Regions from separate parts of the Homo sapiens genome. Here region 1 is linked to region 2. Evidence: chromatin contacts called from ENCODE Hi-C or POLR2A ChIA-PET data. All regions are on one chromosome and are shown on one strand. Each heading gives the region's core, a stretch centred on a gene start or an enhancer-like site at or near the end of the contact. The rest is flanking DNA. Distances are from core to core; before and after follow the strand shown.

Evidence for each region. A loop is a pair of places that touch in the nucleus more often than their neighbours do. ChIA-PET counts read pairs that join two places held with the same protein, here RNA polymerase II (POLR2A). Pooled maps may share reads with other maps.
Region 1: a loop to region 2 is called in a pooled map, with 2.8 times the contacts of the local background. The contact joins the enhancer-like site here to the promoter of DVL3 in region 2. A Hi-C loop is called at or near these places in 1 of 168 maps with a recorded cell type or tissue (heart right ventricle) and 2 of 50 pooled maps. POLR2A ChIA-PET finds 5 or more read pairs at or near these places in 3 of 52 experiments (GM10248, HEK293 and Panc1).

The regions. Positions count from the first base shown.
Region 1 is chr3:183,914,084-183,917,844 of GRCh38, forward strand. No RefSeq gene overlaps it. Among named protein-coding and RNA genes, the nearest start is that of MIR4448, 29 kb to the left of the region's middle. Within about 2 kb of position 1,713, at least 2 of the 41 ENCODE cell types and tissues checked have a DNase peak (open chromatin) inside an H3K27ac peak, as active enhancers do.
Region 2 is chr3:184,153,286-184,157,223 of GRCh38, forward strand. DVL3 (dishevelled segment polarity protein 3) reads left to right here and starts at 2,092. Exons shown (of 15, transcript NM_004423.4): 1 at 2,092-2,511. The coding sequence starts at 2,351. RefSeq lists a silencer at 1,989-2,338 and enhancers at 2,676-3,553, 3,554-3,938.

The DNA.
Region 1 (3,761 bases), core at 463-2,962, 240 kb before region 2:
CGAGACCAGCCTGGCCAACATGGTGAAACCCCATCTCTACTGAAAACACAAAAATTAGCTAGGTGTGATGGGTGCCTGTAATCCCAGCTACTCGGGAGGCTGAGGCAGGAGAATCGCTTGAACCTGGTAGGCGGAGGTTGCAGTGAGCCGAGATCACACCACTGCACTCCAGCCTGGGTGACAGAGCGAGACTTCGTCTCAAAACAAAACAAAAACAATTCAACTAAGATGACAGATGACGCGGCTGCGCCCCTTCCCTATATGAGGTATTTCCACACCAAATTTCTAAATCTATCCCCTCTACAGCACGGTGAAGGCTATTATGTGAAGGCTTCATCCCCTCACAGATGAAGGCAAGGCTCAGCAGGTGTAGTGATTTGCTCAAGGAAGTGGGAGGGCGGCCACAATTCTACCCAGGCCTTCAGTCTCCAAATTCAGTGTTCTCTTTCCACAGCTGCCTCCCAGCTGTGACAGGCTGGCATTCTCACAAGGAAGGTTCCTATAGGCTAAGAGAACACACACACGAGGAAGCAGAGCTAGTCACACTTCCAAAGGTTCCGGCCTGGCCTCAGAGGCCTCCGTGTGGCTCAGGCTGCCCCCGGGCCTGGCGTGTGCTTCCCGCCTGAGGCTGCCCCAGGGCCTCAGAGCTGGTGTATTCTTTCTTCTCCTCCCTTGTCTGTCTGCAGACCCCATCCAGGGGAGAGCCCCTTCCATGGCCCTTGGAGAAACAGTGGTTAAGGAATGCTGGATCAACAGCTTTAGCCATGGGCCTGTGCCCAGGCAGGGGCCGTTTCCCATAGCAGACTGACCCTCACTGTAGATCCCGCAACACCCCCTCCTGTGGATAGATCTCAGAACAAAAGAACACCCCTTTCCCCTTCTAGAGCGACCCAAACCCAGTACCCACTCCACACTCAGTGCCTGGAAGTTGCTCCGCCCCACACCCCCACTCCAGCAAGGTAGGCCCACCCCCTACTTCTCCCTGACTAGGAAAGGGAGGAGATAAAAATAAGGAGCTACAGAGACCACTAGAGGTGGAAGGAATGAGAACTAGGCAGAAGAGACCCCCCTCCAGTTACCTCCATGCACCTGAACACAGAAGGAGAATTCCATTCCTTGCGGTTGTGTTTAACTTGTCCAATGTGTCCCAGTGCCCATGGGAGTGAATGGGAACAAATACAGGGGGCTTGCCTGCCTCTAGACATTATGTGAAGGCCCCAAAGGACAGGAGCTATTTCTGGGGAGGGCTGGGAGACCCAGGATCCTCTAACTGAAGGAGGGGCAGACTCAGGGACCACATCCAGGCAAGCCAGGGCACGGGCCAGCGCTAGAGGACATAGCCCTGCTTTGCATATTTTATTATCAATAGTTCCTTCTTTCACTCTTGGTGTGACTCTATGACCAGTGGTTCTGCACATCCCCAGGTTTCGTAGATGAAGAAAGGATGACGTGCTGCCTGACAGCTTGCAATGAACTCAGCATCTAGAATTTTGCAGAGTGTTCCAGTGGAGTTCCCACGGGGAGCTGCTTTCCTTCAAGCCCAGCTTTGAGTAAGGGGAGCGGGGCAGTGGGACTCGCCACTGCCATGCTGTGCTCCAGCCAGGATGATCTCAGGGCACAGGGAGAGGCTTCGTGTCCGAAGAGTGTGGCAAAGGGCAGCCAACATCCTCCCCCTCCCTGCCCCCAACACACACACCCACAATCGCACCCCATCAAGGGCAGTAGAATTAGCCATCCAACCAGAATGATGTCTTTATTGTTCCCAGGATATTCATCTTATCCGAGAATGATTCATGGCAGCTATTATTTAAAATATTAAAAATATTCAAGGCTGGGCACAGTGACTCATGCCTGTAATCCCAGCACTTTGGGAGGCCGAGGCAGGTGGATCACCTGAGGTCAGGAGTTCGAGACCAGCCTGGCCGACATGGCAAAATCCCATCTCTACTGAAAATAAAGAAATTAGCCAGGCGTGGTGGCACGGGCCTGTAATCCCAGCTACATGGGAGGCTGAGGCAGAATTGCTTGAACTCGGGAGGTGGAGGTTGCAGTGAGCTAAAATCGTGCCACTGCACTCCAGCCTGGGAGACAGAGCGAGACTCCATTTCAATAAATGAATAAATAAATAATATTCAAGACGGTCAAAAGGAAAGATCAAAATATTATGAAGGATGAGGGAAACAAGCTGAGATAAACATACAGGGCCCTGAGCTTCCTGTCGGCTAAAATAAGAAGGAGGAAACAATGTGTTCCAGAATCCTCACTGAGAAGCAGAGAATTTTCCCGAGATCAGATTCTGAAAGGGATTTCTTGTGTGGACACAACTGCCAACAGAGATTTTTTTTTTTTTTTTTTTTTTTTTTTTTGAGACAGAGTTTCACTCTTGTTGCCCAGGCTGGAGTGCAGTGGCACAATCAACTCACTGCAACCTCTATTTTCCGGTTTCAAGTGGTTCTCCTGCCTCAGCCTCCCAAGTAGCTGGGATTACAGGTGCCTGCCCCCACGCCTGGCTAATTTTTGTATTTTGTATTTTCAGTAGAGACAGGGTTTCACCATGTTGGCCAGGCTGGTCTCGAACTCCTGACCTCATGATCTGCCCACCTTGGCTTCCCAAAGTGCTGGGTTACAGGTGTGAGCCACCACGCCTGGCCTGCCAACAGAGATTTTATGGAAGATGAAGTAGCAGGTTTCTTCATGTGCCCATTTCCGAGAGTGACTCCAGGACTCGCCAAGGGTATTGAAACTGAAGGAGTGGTAGTCTTTCTCCAAGTACAACACGGCTCGGCTGGGGATTGAAGGGTAGAACCTGATCATACGTAGGCATGGCGGGATGGCATGTATGTTCCCAAGGTGTCACTTCTCTTAGCCAAACATTGTTTTGCTTATTATCTAAGTATGAATGCCAGCGATTATATCAAATGGTAGGTGGCTGGGATCCAGCCCCTGTATTTTGATCAGCTGTCAGGATCCCAGAGAAAATATACACAGAGGCTGCTCTAGCAAAACCTTTCTGTTGACGACTTCACGCCTTTGGCACTGAGAGGCAGCGTGGTGGGCTAGTCCGGAGAGTCTGGTGCCTGAAGACTCCTGTGGCTGGAGGAGTTGCCCAGGGCCCAGAAACTAGCAGCCCCAGGCCCACATCCTTATTACAATGGACCTTTAGATCTTACCACATCCTAGGAAAGGAAGGGAGATCGGAGATAGGGAATACCAAGGACAAGAGAGAAAGGGTGTCTCTGAATAACCCAGGGCAGGACTGGCCAGGTGCCATCCCTGGACTCCTAGGTCATGACCGAGAAACTCAGAGGAGGAGAAAGGGTGAGAAAAAGTGAGCAAGTTACTTAAAGTTTCTCTTCTCCTTTGGACTATAATCTCCCTGTGTCTTGTTTCTGGTCTCCTGTGCCCAGCAGAAGGTATGGGACCTAGTGACTGTTCAATAAATAGTTTTTGGGAAAAGAGCCCGAGGGGGCTGGAGTCCAGGTATTGGGAGGCTGAGGGAAGAGGCAGTTGGATCAGTAAGTCTGGAAGAAGTGGGGAGCTAAAGTTCCCGGAGGGCAGGCCACTCTCAGAGGCCCATGGGAATGACATCAGATGGAGACTCCCAGAGTGGGCCTCACGGCACCTTTTTTCTCACCAGTGGTCAGAATGGCCCCAGGACTGCAGCCCACCAGATTCTTTGTCAAGGACACAAAAAATGAGTCAGAGAAGTCTCCCCCAGCCCCTAGCCCCGTGAACCAACCATTCCAGGCAACGTCAGTATC
Region 2 (3,938 bases), core at 842-3,341:
CAGAGTGAGACTCCATCTCAAAAAAAAAAAAAAAAAAAAAAAAAAAAAGCTGTTTAAATACTATTTGACTTCCAAACATATTACTTTGATAAAAAATGTAAAGAAGGTGAAGGAAAGGGTATGAAGTGACGATATACATAAGGTGTGTGCAGGGGCTAGCAAGTGGGTTCATTTTCCTGGAGTCAAAAATTTGGCCAGGATATGAGACAAAAGGCTGTAAAAGTAGGTAGAGGTTAGATTATGGGGGGCCTTGAATAGGGATATTTGGGGGCTTTGGGGAATGTGGAAAGGTTTCTGAGTAGAAGAGGTATCTGAATGATGTTGTTATTCTAGTGTTAATTTGGCAACAGTGTATAAAATGGAGTAGAAGGAGCCCATACTTAAGACCATAGCATCCAAGGCCCTATGTAATCTGGCGGGTCTATGTTTCCAGCCTCACCTAGGACTGTTCCTTTAGTCATGATGGCCTTCTTATTCCTCAAATGTAACATGTTTATTCCTGCCTTGAGCCTGTATATTGGCTGTGCCCTCTGCCTAGAAGGCTGTCACCCCAGATCTTCTCATAGCCACTTCATCCTTGCTATTTCTAGGTCTTTTTTTCTGGAAGAAGTTTTCTCTAACCAATCAGAAACCTCTTTCTCGTTTTGTTTTGGTTGTTTTGTTTTTGTTTTTGTTTGAGGCGGAGTCTCGCTCTGTCGCCCAGGCTGGAGTGCAGTGGTGGGATCTCGGCTCACTGCAAGCTCCACCTCCCGGGTTCAAGCGATTCTCCTGCCTCAGCCTCCCGAGTAGCTGGGACTACAGGCATGCGCCACCATGTCCAGCTAATTTTTGTATTTTTACTAGAGACGGGGTTTCACCATTTTGGCCAGGCTGGTCTCGAACTCCTAACCTCAGGTGATCCACCTGCCTCAGCCTCCCAAAATGTTGGAATTACAGGCATGAGCCATTGCGCCTGGCTTCCCCTGTCACTATCCCATCACTTTGTTTTACCTTCTTCATAGCAGTGGTCACTCTGAAGTTATGTATTTACAAGCCTATGTGCTTCCCTCCAGCTGAGGGAAGGTCCTGAGAGCAGCCTTGTCTGTCTCGCTATCGCTATATCTCATGCGATATGCCTTATACACAGTAGGCCTTCAGTATTTATTAAATGAATTAAAAGTTAAGGGGTGAGGAGATCTGTGAGGAACCGGCTATACCTAGTTCTGGAGTTCTGGTTTGAGACTTACTGTCTTAGGCATGCATGCATCCACTTATCTTTTTTTTTGGGGGGGGGCGAGGGGGGATGGAGTTTCACTTTTGTTGCCCAGGCTGGAGTGCAAAGGCAGGATCTCGACTCACCGATCTCGGCTCACCGCAACCTCCGCCGCCCGTGTTCAAGCGATTCTTCTGCCTCAGCCTCCCGAGTAGCTGAGATTACATGCATGCGCCACCACGCCCGGCTAATTTTTTTGTATTTTTAGTAGAGACAGGGTTTCTCCATGTTGGTCAGGCTGGTCTTGAACTCTCGACCTCGGGCGATCCGCCCGCCTTGGCCTCCCAAAGTGCTGGGATTAGAAGCGTGAGCCACCGCGCCCGGGCCCCACTTATTCCGCATTCAACCCATTTATTAAACCACTACCTTGCAACTGGACGCTAAGGTTATAGGGAGGAATCAGAACTGGATGCTGTCCTTCTCTCGAGATCAGTTTAGTAGACTCAGTGACAGCAGTTGTGCTTCTCAAGAAACACTGAAGGGCCATGTTGAGGTCATTCTCCTCCAGGGATCCAGAGTCAGACCCACCCTCTTTCCCCAGACCATTTCTGGGGACCAAAGCAATCCCTGCATTCCACTCTTCCTGGACTGCAGAGGAGTCGCCGATCCCACTTGGGTCCGGAGTCAGGGCCTTCAGGGGTCCGGGAACGCCGCCATCCCGGTGAATCTCCCCTTCCGTTTCTAGGGACCCGGGACCGGAGCGCCGCGGCCCGGCCAGTGGGCGGGAAACCCTGCCATCTGCCGCGACGCCGGCGCCTCTCCGCGGCGGCCGGGGGCGGGGCGCGCCGGGGCGGGGCCGCGCCGGGCCGGAGGAGGGGAGCGGGCCCGGACGAAGCCCTGGGCCGGGAGGGCCGCGGCCACCGGAAGAGTCGCGGTCGCCAGTCCAGTCGGGAGAGTGGGGAGCGGAAGCGGCGGCCGCGGCGGCGGCGGGCGGCGCTGGGACCCGGTAGCGGCCGGAGAACAAGGGAGCTGGCGCCGCCAGCAGCCGCCGAGCTGGGTTGAGCCGCTGGGCCGCGCCGCGCGCCGCCGCCGTCTGGGAGGCTCGGCCCGGCCGCCCGAGCAGGCCGCGCGCGGGCCGCCGGGCCCGAGGCCAGAGCCATGGGCGAGACCAAGATCATCTACCACTTGGATGGGCAGGAGACGCCGTACCTTGTGAAGCTGCCCCTGCCCGCCGAGCGCGTCACCTTGGCGGACTTTAAGGGCGTTTTGCAGCGACCCAGCTATAAGTTCTTCTTCAAGTCTATGGACGACGATTTCGGGTGAGGATGGCCCCCGCCCCGCCTCCGGGAGCCCCGGCCGCTCTGGCTTCTAAGGGATGACGCGGTCCGTTTCGACTTGCCTCGCTACACCGGCTCCTAGCCCCGCTCTGACTTCTAGGGGCGACTCGGCCCATTTGGGCCCCTTTGGTTCCAGCCCCAGTAGCAACTCCCGTTTACCTCTGAAGAGGGGACGTTGGCCTCCCTTGTTTAAGGGGACGTCCAATTCCCCACTAGCAATCAGAGTTCCTGCCGGTGCGGTCCCCTTACCTCTTCAGAGACCAGTGGCCCACAGAGACAGACACACCCCCCCTCCACCTAGTTTCAGAGCCCGAGTCCCCCATCCTCCTCCTGCCGAGGAGCCAGAGCCACCTTTTTCCGCACAGACTTGGGTCGTGTGGCCCTCGTTCTTCGCCCCCTTCATCTTTTCAGCAGCACAGCTCCCAGCCATATTTGGAGTATGCTGCATCTGAGGGCTCTGCTGGGACTTTGAGCTGGGGGAGGGGTGTCGGGGGTGCTCGGGCGCCTGGCCGCGAGCGGGGTCTGCAGATCTGATGTTTATCTAGCTGCCTGCCCTCTCCTTTGTGGGCTGTTGTGGGTGTTGTCACCGGAACAGAGAGCCTGACCCCTGCGGAGTAGTCCTCACTGACCCAGGTGCTGATCTTTCCTCCAATTCGGGCTTTTTTCCTCCAGTTGGTGGCCAGTGGAGAGACGTTAGGAAGGGCCTGGGGCCTGGGTGGGATAGCCAGGAAGAGTTTCTTGGTGTTCTCTATCTTCCCCTCCCTGGTGGGGTCTTCCCTTCCACCCAGCTGCAGAGATCTGGACAGGCACAGTTTGGAAGCAGTCACTTTCCCTTTAAGAGGGGATGGAATGTTGGAGCCGGAAGGTTCTGAAGCAGCTGGCCTGGGAAGAGGGGGGCCTGGCTGATCCCCCTCGAACCCCCCCAACTCCCAGGAGACTGGGGGAGGGGGAGGCGCCCACACTTGCCTGCCGCCTCACTAACTGGGCGCTGGGCCTGGAGGCGGTGGGGAAGGCCCCTCCAGGCCTGAAGGCTGCCTCTCCAGCCCTAGCCTGAGGCCTGCACTGCTCTTTGGAGCTGAGGCCCCACAGCCAAGAGGAGACATTCTTCTCCCCAGTGTTCATCTGTCTGGCTTCTCTCCCAAGCCCCTGGCCCACCTAGCACTAGGAAGCAAGCACCTTCTGTCTAATGCCTGGCATGTTTTGCTGTCACCTTCTGCCCTGGAACTCAGGGTTGGATGAGCCCCTGAAATCATGTGTGTGAGAGTGCTTTGTACAGTGGGCAGTGCTTTGTAGATTCTAACTATTCTTGTTTCTGTTGTTGTTCCTGCCCTGGGGTGGGGTGCTCCTGGTGTGATAATGATTGTCTGCCTTCAGCCCAGAGACAGACACCTCTAATTGGAAGATTCTGA